Linked DNA regions of Homo sapiens: region 2 is linked to region 1. Evidence: chromatin loops called from intact Hi-C (ENCODE). Cell type or tissue: heart right ventricle. All regions are shown on one strand. Links, peaks and the distances in the headings refer to the core of each region. The heading gives the core; the rest is flanking DNA.

Region 1 (5,121 bases), core at 1,299-3,798:
ATAATTCATAGGGAATTAATTCCCTATTAAGAGAATTATTAATTGTATTAAGGGAACACAAATGTATTTAACATGTATACAGGTGAGCCTTTTTTATTTAACATGTATACAGGGGACCCAATCATCCAGTGAGATTCGGAGGCATATATATCATCTTGGAAAAACAGATTATGGAAGGGAGGAGAAGAGGAACTCTGTTGAAGATTTACTAGTGAGAAGGCATGGACCCCAAGGAAGATTTGTAAATAGTTTTCTTTGACAGAGAATGGGTCTGCTCAGGTGTGGTTACATTCTTGGTCTTGCAGGGAGGGTGAGAAAAAGCAATTGTTCTTCCTGGTGGGTCTGGATCTTAGGTAGGGGAGGACCTTGAGGCTTCTTCTGCTTTTTCTTCAGCTCAGCATGTCCATGCATTTTATTTTGGGGTATCAGTTTCTGAGCCCCAACAGTGACTTTAAAATCCTTTATAAGAAAGAGGGCATGTTCCCTCTAATAGGACTCTGGAAAGGAAGATTTGATTACCCTAAAAGTCCACACAAAGATGATTATTTGTTCATGTTTTTAGAAGACTGACACTGCTTCAGGGCATAGCCTAACAATGATGCTTTAGGTATATATATAAAAAATAAAATAAAATAAAATAAAATAAAAAACTTTGGGGATTTATGGCCACTAGAGAAAGGCTTAATAGCACGAGTTAATAAGGGCCTGTAACTATGTTTCTGCCTGATTTTTTGTAATTAATAATAGCTAATTTCATTTATGATGATATCATAATACTACTACTTGTACTACCACTAATAATAGACATGTATTTAGCACTTGTTGTGACTAAGCTCTGAGGAAAGAATTCTCCAACAAATCTAATCCCTAAAATAGGTGTGTCCTGAGATTAACAGATAAGAAAACAGACAAAGGATGTTTACTGACTTGCCTGAGGTCACACAAATGAGATAGCCAGGCCTTGAACTCAGGCATTCAGATTCTGGGCTCTTGACAACTCTCATCCCTCCCACTTCCAGCCCCACCTCATCTACACTGCCTGCAAGAATGTTCGTCCCTAGCAGCTGAGGGTGACACTGAGTGGGTTTTCCTTGGCCCAGAACTGCTTTCTCTACCTTTGTTCCTGTCTAGATTTTCTTGTTTTCCTATTGGTCATTGTTGCTTCACTCGTGTTCCTATACATGTGACATTTGAAAAATTCTAATGAAACCACCATTGCAGGATTATAACTGAGACAGTGAAAGAGACTTGACCTAACCTACACCATCTTGCTTCTAACCTCCAAGCTGTCCTTGTTAATTCCTGGGTGTAGGCCAAACTAACTTTGGACAGAACTTAGTTTATAGTCTTTAGTTTGAAACAAGGATGATAACAGCCCTTTCCCAAAACAAACCCCCTTCTTGCCTTGGGACTAGACTGCCTTTATAGGACTAACAATTAGCCAAAAGTTAAGAAATTATGATTTAGGAGTCATGCAGCTAGCGGCTAAAAGATTCTGACCCTCCCCAAATTGCTCCTAGGGATAAAATCACTATTATAGGCCCGGCACGGTCCTGTAATCCCAGCACTTTGGGAGGCCGAGGCGGGCGGATCACGAGGTCAGGAGATCGAGACCATCCTGGCTAACACGGTGAAACCCCGTCTCTACTAAAAAAAAGTACAAAAACTTAGCCGGGCGTGGTGGCAGGCGCCTGTAGTCCCAGCTACGCAGGAGGCCGAGGCAGGAGAATGGGTGAACTCGGGAGGCGGAGCTTGCAGTCAGCCGAGATCGTGCCACTGCACTCCAGCCTGGGAGACAGAGCAAGACTCCATCTCAAAAAAAAAAAAAAAAAAACACTGTTATAAAACCTAAGATCAGTGCTTGAGATATTTTGCATACCCTGCACTTGATGGCACCACTCAGATGGATAAAGTGGCTCATCCGATCTTGTGGCCCCCACCCAGGAACTGACTCAGCGCGAGAAGACAACTTCTACTCCCTGTGATTTCATCTCTGACCCAACCAATCATCACTCCTCACTCACTGCCCCTCCCCCAGCACCCGCCAAATTATTCTTAAAAACTCTGATCCCTGAATGCTTAGGGAGACCGATTTGAGTAATGACAAAATTCTGGTCTTCCGCACAGCCGGCTGTGCAGGAATTACTCTTTCTCTATTGCAATTCCCTTTTCTTGATAAGTCAGCTCTTCCTACGCAGGAAGCAAAGTGAACTCACTGGGCAGTTATAAGGATGCTTTGGGAAAGTGGAAGTGTGTGTGGTCACCAAAAGGTTGTGTGGAATAAAGGTTTCTCTCACCTCTTAGGCTGGTCTTTCTGAGTCTATGAGAAGATGACAAAGAGCCTGTTCTATGTATTAGTTATGTTTTCCTCCTAGCCTGATTCTGCCCCTAATTTTTGTAGTTGATAGGGTGGAAGGGGGAGGATGGGAGGAGGGGAGAATGAGAAAGGCATACTTCCATGCTAGCAGTAGGAATCTTCTAGGGGCTGGACAGAATGGAGCAACATGCTCCAGCCTGCCTTAAGTCTCTTTAGGCTGCCCACACATGTGTTCACCTAGGTTCTCTTTAACATCAGGCACTCACAGAAAAAAAAAGTCCCCCATTTGTGAATCATGTGGACAAAGAGAACAAAATGGCACCATCTTGTTCTCCTGAGGCCCCTGCAGGAAGTGGCTCAGCTGTGTCCATCTCAGGATGGAGGAGGAAATCCCAGACTTCTTCTGTTCAAGGCTGGGCCCACAGGCCTCCACCCTCCCTAGACCAGGGAGAGCTGTAATTTCAGCTCAGTGATCCCAGGACACAGCCAACTTTCCATCCCTGCCCTTGCTTTCAGACCTAGCCTCTTCCAGCGTTGAGTAAATAAAGGGGGGCTTCTTTCTCACTGGTGTGTCTCCCTTTCAGACCCAGAGAGAAGGACTTGGACTATGATTACTCAGCTCCTTCATCTTCCTCAGGGAACAAGGTTGATAAGACAGAAATTTATTTTGGTTGGATCATAATGACCAATAAAAGATACCTTTTCATTCATGTTGCATTTTGAGTCAATATATACTCAAGATCAGAAAACTGACCATCAGTCAGTGCAGCCTTTAATTTTTTGTTGGTTTGTTTCTAAAATGTGTAATCACCTGATGAGTTCTTCCTGCCCAGTGCACAGACAAAACTGATTCACTGAGACCGTGGCATTGCACTCACATCAAGATCCCTGAGGGCTCAGACGTTAGGGGTTTTATGGACAAGCTGGTGAGCAGGGGTCTAGAGATTGGTTGGGGATGAAATCACAGGAGTGTGAAAAACAGTCCTCATGCACTAAGTCCACCTCTGGGTGGGGCCACAGGACCAGTTGAGTCATGAGTCACGAGTCTTGGTGTGGGGGGTCAGTCTGAAAACCATCTCAAAAAGAAAACAATCTTAGATTTTACATTAGTGATTTTTATTTGTTTGTTTTTTATAGAGACAGGGTCTCACTCTGTCACCCAGGCTGGAGTGCAGTGGCTCACTGTAGCCTCGAGCTCCTGGGCTCCAGCAGTCCTCCCGCCTCAGCCTCTTGAGTAGCTGGGACCGCAGGTACACACCACTGTGCCCAGGTTTCAAAAAACGTTTTGGAGAGATGGGTTTCTACTATGTTGCCCAGTCTGGTCTCAAACCCCTGGGCTCAAGCCATCCTCCCACCTCACCCTCCCAATGTGTTGGTATGATAGGTGTTAGCCACTGTTCCTAGCCAAATAGTGATGTTATCTAAGGAAGAAATTGGGAAAGTCACAAATCTTGAGACCTTTGGCCACATGACTCTCTAGTAGCAAGGGATTATAGAAACAACACCCAGGCCAAAACCTGCTAAACCTTTCTTCATCTGCTTTGCCTAACTCACCACAAGATTAGGGAATAACATACTCAATTTTAAGAAATAACCTCTGGGAGAGGCAGTTTTTGTTTGGAAAAAATACCTTGAGGCTTCTGAGAATGAGAGGCCTCATGATAGAATTGGTTAACGTAGATAAACAGAGAGCTGGATAATAGTTCTGAACATAAAGGGAGAGGAATTTGGAGAATCTTAATAGCCTGAGGAGGCGAAAGATAAGTAGGGTCTTCAAGATGGAACAGGTAGCCTGAGGGAGGATGGCAGAGGAGTTTACAAAGAAAGTCAGCTGGTGAGAAAGTCCCTGTCCAGCGTCATTTCTGAACTGGGGTTGTCTAACGTTTACCTTAAAGTTATCCGACAAGTTTGATTCATTTATGTAACAAATGTGTGTTGTGTGCCTTTTATGGGCCAAGGAGTTCAAGGATAAATGAGACCAAGTCCTCACTTCAATAAGCTTACTTTGCTAAGGCTGTTAGTAAATAGTCATCCCATGGTGCCAATCTACCTTTAGTAAAAGTCACACAATTGTTTTGTGTAGTTCCCCTAGAAGTCAACCCAGAGGCAGAATTCTAGTGCAAGAAATATATTTAGAAGTTGATTCCAAAAAATACCCTTAAAGAGAAAAGAGAATAAGAGAAGGGATGGAGACCAATAAAAGGTAAGTTGCCAACCAAGTTACTATTTGAGTTACTATTTGGGCAACTGGGGCTCAGGGCCAAGGAGCCACCAACTCTTTTTAATCATTGGTTCAAGGCTATTCCTGGGGGAAGAGGGAAGTGATAATTTTTCAGTTATTTCTAGCCTGTCAAGCATATGGACAGAGCAAGCTCCCAAACGTACAGAAGCCCTCAAAAAATAGATGCTTTAACTCGGTGTGGAAATGCATGCTTGTAGTCTTAGATGCTTGGGAGGCTGAGGTGGGAGGATCACTCAAGCCCAGGAGGTTAAGGCTGTAGTGAGCTATGATTGCACCACACTCCTGGCTGGGTTTCAGAACAAAACCCTATCTGTAAATAAATAAATAAATATAAGGTGCTTGTGCTGGAAGTTGGCAACTCACAGCCTTATGATAATTTTAAGATCTTCCAGAATCCGCCCCTGCCTGTATCCTCAACTTCAGCTGCCCCCAGTCTCCTTCCTCTACCTCCCAGCCCCTGTTGCACCATAGATTCTCACTTGCCAGAGTCTTGCCATTTCTGAAATGGGTCATGCTGTGTACAACCCCAAGCCATTGTTCCTGCTATGCTCTCTGCCTGAAA
Region 2 (3,811 bases), core at 1,312-3,811, 120 kb after region 1:
CTCTCTTTCCTCTTCCCTTCCCCTCTCTTCATGCCCTTCCCATGCTTCATGCCATGTGCTAACTATGGAGCCACGGGATTTACCCTGGTTTGTACACCCACATGCATTTGTATAGTCACCTAATCCTTAAAGTTGAGTGGTAGTGGTGGAGGTGGGTAAGATTAACCAAGCTTTAAGAAGAGAATGGATAGATTTGTGACCCTTTTCAAAACTTATCATATTCTGTTTTTTTTTCCAGACAGTAGACTTTGCCAGAACTTTTAAAAGTATTTGAATTCCTACTTAATGTTGAGATGACAAATAGTCTTTAAACCTTCTTCTTACGTTTTCAGCAGGGAAAACTACCTAACTATAGGGGAATGTCTCATATCTCATTTTAGACTTGGTTAGGTGGTTGATTCTAGATTTGAGAAGAGCAAAATGACACTTAATTTTGTATTGTGAACACTCTTTCCTAGAAATGTTAGATAATTTTTCATATTCATTACTGTGGCAATGAATATTTAGTCTCTCCAATGACCTGGGGTTAATCTGACTTTTAAATTACAAACCAACTTTGTGTTAAATGGAACATGGAGTGCTGGATAAATTATTTTTTGAATACATTCTTCACAGCCATTTCACCTGCTGATGTCAATTATGGAGAAACCCTAAGTACTCTTCGCTATGCAAATAGAGCCAAAAACATCATCAACAAGCCTACCATTAATGAGGATGCCAACGTCAAACTTATCCGTGAGCTGCGAGCTGAAATAGCCAGACTGAAAACGCTGCTTGCTCAAGGGAATCAGGTTGGGTTTTTCTGAGATTTATGGATAATTTTCTTTGAGTAATGGCATCTATTTCTAGATCTTAATGAGACAATTTTCTCACTCATGCTATTGATTTGAGTAAATAAGTGCTAAGTAAAGCTTTGAATGAGTTAGCCAGTCCCTCGTTTACATCAACCTCTTGTCAGCCTTTGCATTCATTACGGGCTGCATGTGTAAGATTTTATCCACTAAACCTGAAATGATTAACTCTCTAATAGTTATCAATTATGAATGGAAATGTACTATGCAATAGGATTAATGGCATAATCTCTTTAAGTGGAAAGAAATTGATATGCTTAGAATAGTATTTAAAATTTCACCCATGCATTTTATGACTTTAAAATGTGTTTTAACAGAATAAAAGACTTGTTTGAACACCTTTCTGAATGCCTGTGTCATATCACCTATTAGAGAGGTGGTTCTGGTGGCCCCGCGACACATGTATATTACACCTGTGATCTGGCTGAAATGCTGTCCCTGGGCCCTCGCTTGATTGTTGAAATAGTCTCATTTTAGGATCTGTTGGGATTCTAGTGAAGATTCCTTGTCTTTGTGATTTTCTCAGTAAGCTTCCTGATAGTCTGCATGGTGTATGTACAGAGTTACATTCCGTGATGATTGGTGGAAGTAAAGTTCTGGTAGGCTTTGATATTGCTGTGAAGAAAGGCAACCCTTGAAAGAAAATGAAGGATAGCTTTTTTAAATGTTGAAGTTAGACTGGAGTTACCCTCCTTTCTTAACTCATGAATGGATGTCTTAAGTATATCGTGAAAAGAAATGCTTTTCTTTATGTGCAGAGTGGTCCCGTTGGAGCAGTGCTTTCCACGTGGGATTATGTGGCACTTGAAGCTCTTGGCATCCCATAAATGTTTTGAAAATACTGATGGGATGAAAACCTCACTGAATTTCCTGTGTCCTGAAATGTACCTGGCAGTTCTTTCCCACAAGATGGTGGACAGCAGTTGAATAGGAATTGTTCATTGTGCTTAAAAATATCTCCACATGCATTTTGCTCTATGGTGGAAGTTGTCAGAATGAAGAGTCCAGCTCCACGTGATGAGGCCCTTATAACATGAACCACAATAGTCATTTTTATTTATACACCTTGTTATTGGAATCTTTTTCTTTTCTTTTCTTTTTGAGATAGAGTCTCACTGTGTTGCCCAGGCTGGAGTGCAGTGATGCAATCTGGGCTCACTGCAACCTCCACCTCCAGGGTTCAAGTAATTCTCATGCCTCAGCCTCCTGAGTAGCTGGGAGGTGCCTGCCACCATGCCTGGCTAATTTTTTTGTATTTTTGGTAGAGACGGGGTTTCACGACGTGACCAGTCTGGTCTGGAACTCCTGACCTCAAGTGATCTGCCCGCCTTGGCCTCCCAAAGTGTTGGGATTACAGGTGTGAGCCACCGCGCCCAGCCTGGCATCTTTCTCAGTGTTTTTAAAACATTGTTTATATAAAGTAAGCCTTTAATGATGATTTGATTGGATCACTCAAATTACTATATGTGAAGGAAGTATTTGGAAAATTCTATGTGCAGTTTCTTGTGCTTAACCTTTTATTAGGTTAAAAGAATGAAGGGTAAAAATATTATCTTTTTAAAATTAACTGAGGACATCATTGGAAGGAATCTTATATAGATTAAAAACCTTTAATTTATTGAAACTTTACATTTTCTCTCTGAAAAATGCCTTCAGAGGTATTGTTATGCCATATAGTTGCCTTATATTTTGTAGTCTTTTTTCCTTTTCCTTTTATGACTTATTACCACTGCTGTGTTTAAGGGAGTATTTTTGTTGCTGTAATTTTGGGGGTGAGGATATAAAAGACAGTTAAGTCTATTTCAGAACGCATTGCAGATAAAATTTTTGATATACAATATATTACAATAAAAATGTGAATCCAATTTAAAATAATTTATCGTGCTATGAAGCTGTAAATTGTTTTGAGACAATATAGGCTTATCCTAAATTAATTAAATTTATGAAGCTTAATAAAAACAGCAGGTGTTCTTAAATGTCCATTAAACATCTCTGTATACATTTTTCTGGGAGTATTGCTCTATTCCTAGAATATTCTATACCAGGTACTGCTGTGGTTCATTGAGAATGTTATTCAAATCTGAGTTCCATTTCTAGGGTTATTTTTTTTAAGCACAGCTAAATAAAAATCAACTTCTACTTTTAATAATTTTCTGTCTTTCCCATTGCAAAAAGTCATGTGCATCAGAGTTTTTAAAGCACCTTTTTAGTAAAGCAAAAGGTTTTGACATGTATTTGATTCTTCTACTATGTAGATCTAGATATGTAGATATATGTAGTAGTTTATATATTTGAATTTTTTATTGACGTATTATCCCCCAAAATTGCAAGTTATATGTGTATAGTTCAGTGAGTTTTCATAAGCTAAATTCACCCATCTAACCTGCTTCTTAAGAGACAGTACAGTACCAGTATCCTTGAAGCCCCCCTTAATCCTTCTTTTCAGGAACTACTCCCCTTTCTCTCCAGGGTAGCCACTCTCCTGACCTCTACAGGCTTTGTTAGTTTTTATTTTTGCCTGTTTTTGTTCTTTATATAAATGAAATAATGAAAAATATTCACTCTTTTGATCTCACTTCTTTCAGTCAACATTATGTTTGTGAGAGTCACCCATGCTGTTGCATGTAGTAGTGGATCCATTTATCCTCACTGCAAAGTTGTCTTCCATCATGCAAAGATATTCCAGCTCATTTGTCCATTGTACTTTAGATGGGCATTTGAGGGGTTTCCTATTTCGGGCTGTTACTGCTTTGTAGACTTTCCTCTAGATGTTTTTAGTGAACATATGGATACATTTCTGTTAGATTTATGTCTACAAGTGGAATTGGTGAGTCAGAGGAGTACATATGTTCAGTTTTAGTAGATATTGCCAAGCAATTTTCTAAAAGTAGTTGTGCCAGTTAATAGACCACCATCAGTGTATAGAAGTGCCGGTTAAATTCTTGGTATTGAACCAAGAA

Evidence for each region. Hi-C counts contacts between places; a loop is a spot of excess contacts. Peaks named below come from ENCODE experiments on the same cell type or tissue, not always from the same donor. Only the 100,000 strongest peaks of a DNase experiment are listed, where the experiment ranks them.
Region 2: it touches region 1 in a loop (4-fold over the local background); 73 of 110 quality-filtered maps call a loop at or near these places.

What each region holds. Positions count from the first base shown.
Region 1 is chr20:16,620,143-16,625,263 of GRCh38, reverse strand. The region is part of intron 1 of LOC105372542 (a long non-coding RNA gene); the gene reads right to left. Among named protein-coding and RNA genes, the nearest start is that of KIF16B, 49 kb to the right of the region's middle. RefSeq lists an enhancer at 1-491. In heart right ventricle, for the core only: no CTCF peak of the experiment used is centred there; no DNase peak of the experiment used is centred there.
Region 2 is chr20:16,501,352-16,505,162 of GRCh38, reverse strand. KIF16B (kinesin family member 16B) reads left to right here. Exons shown (of 26, transcript NM_024704.5): 10 at 616-791. Among named protein-coding and RNA genes, the nearest start is that of KIF16B, 70 kb to the left of the region's middle. In heart right ventricle, for the core only: no CTCF peak of the experiment used is centred there; no DNase peak of the experiment used is centred there.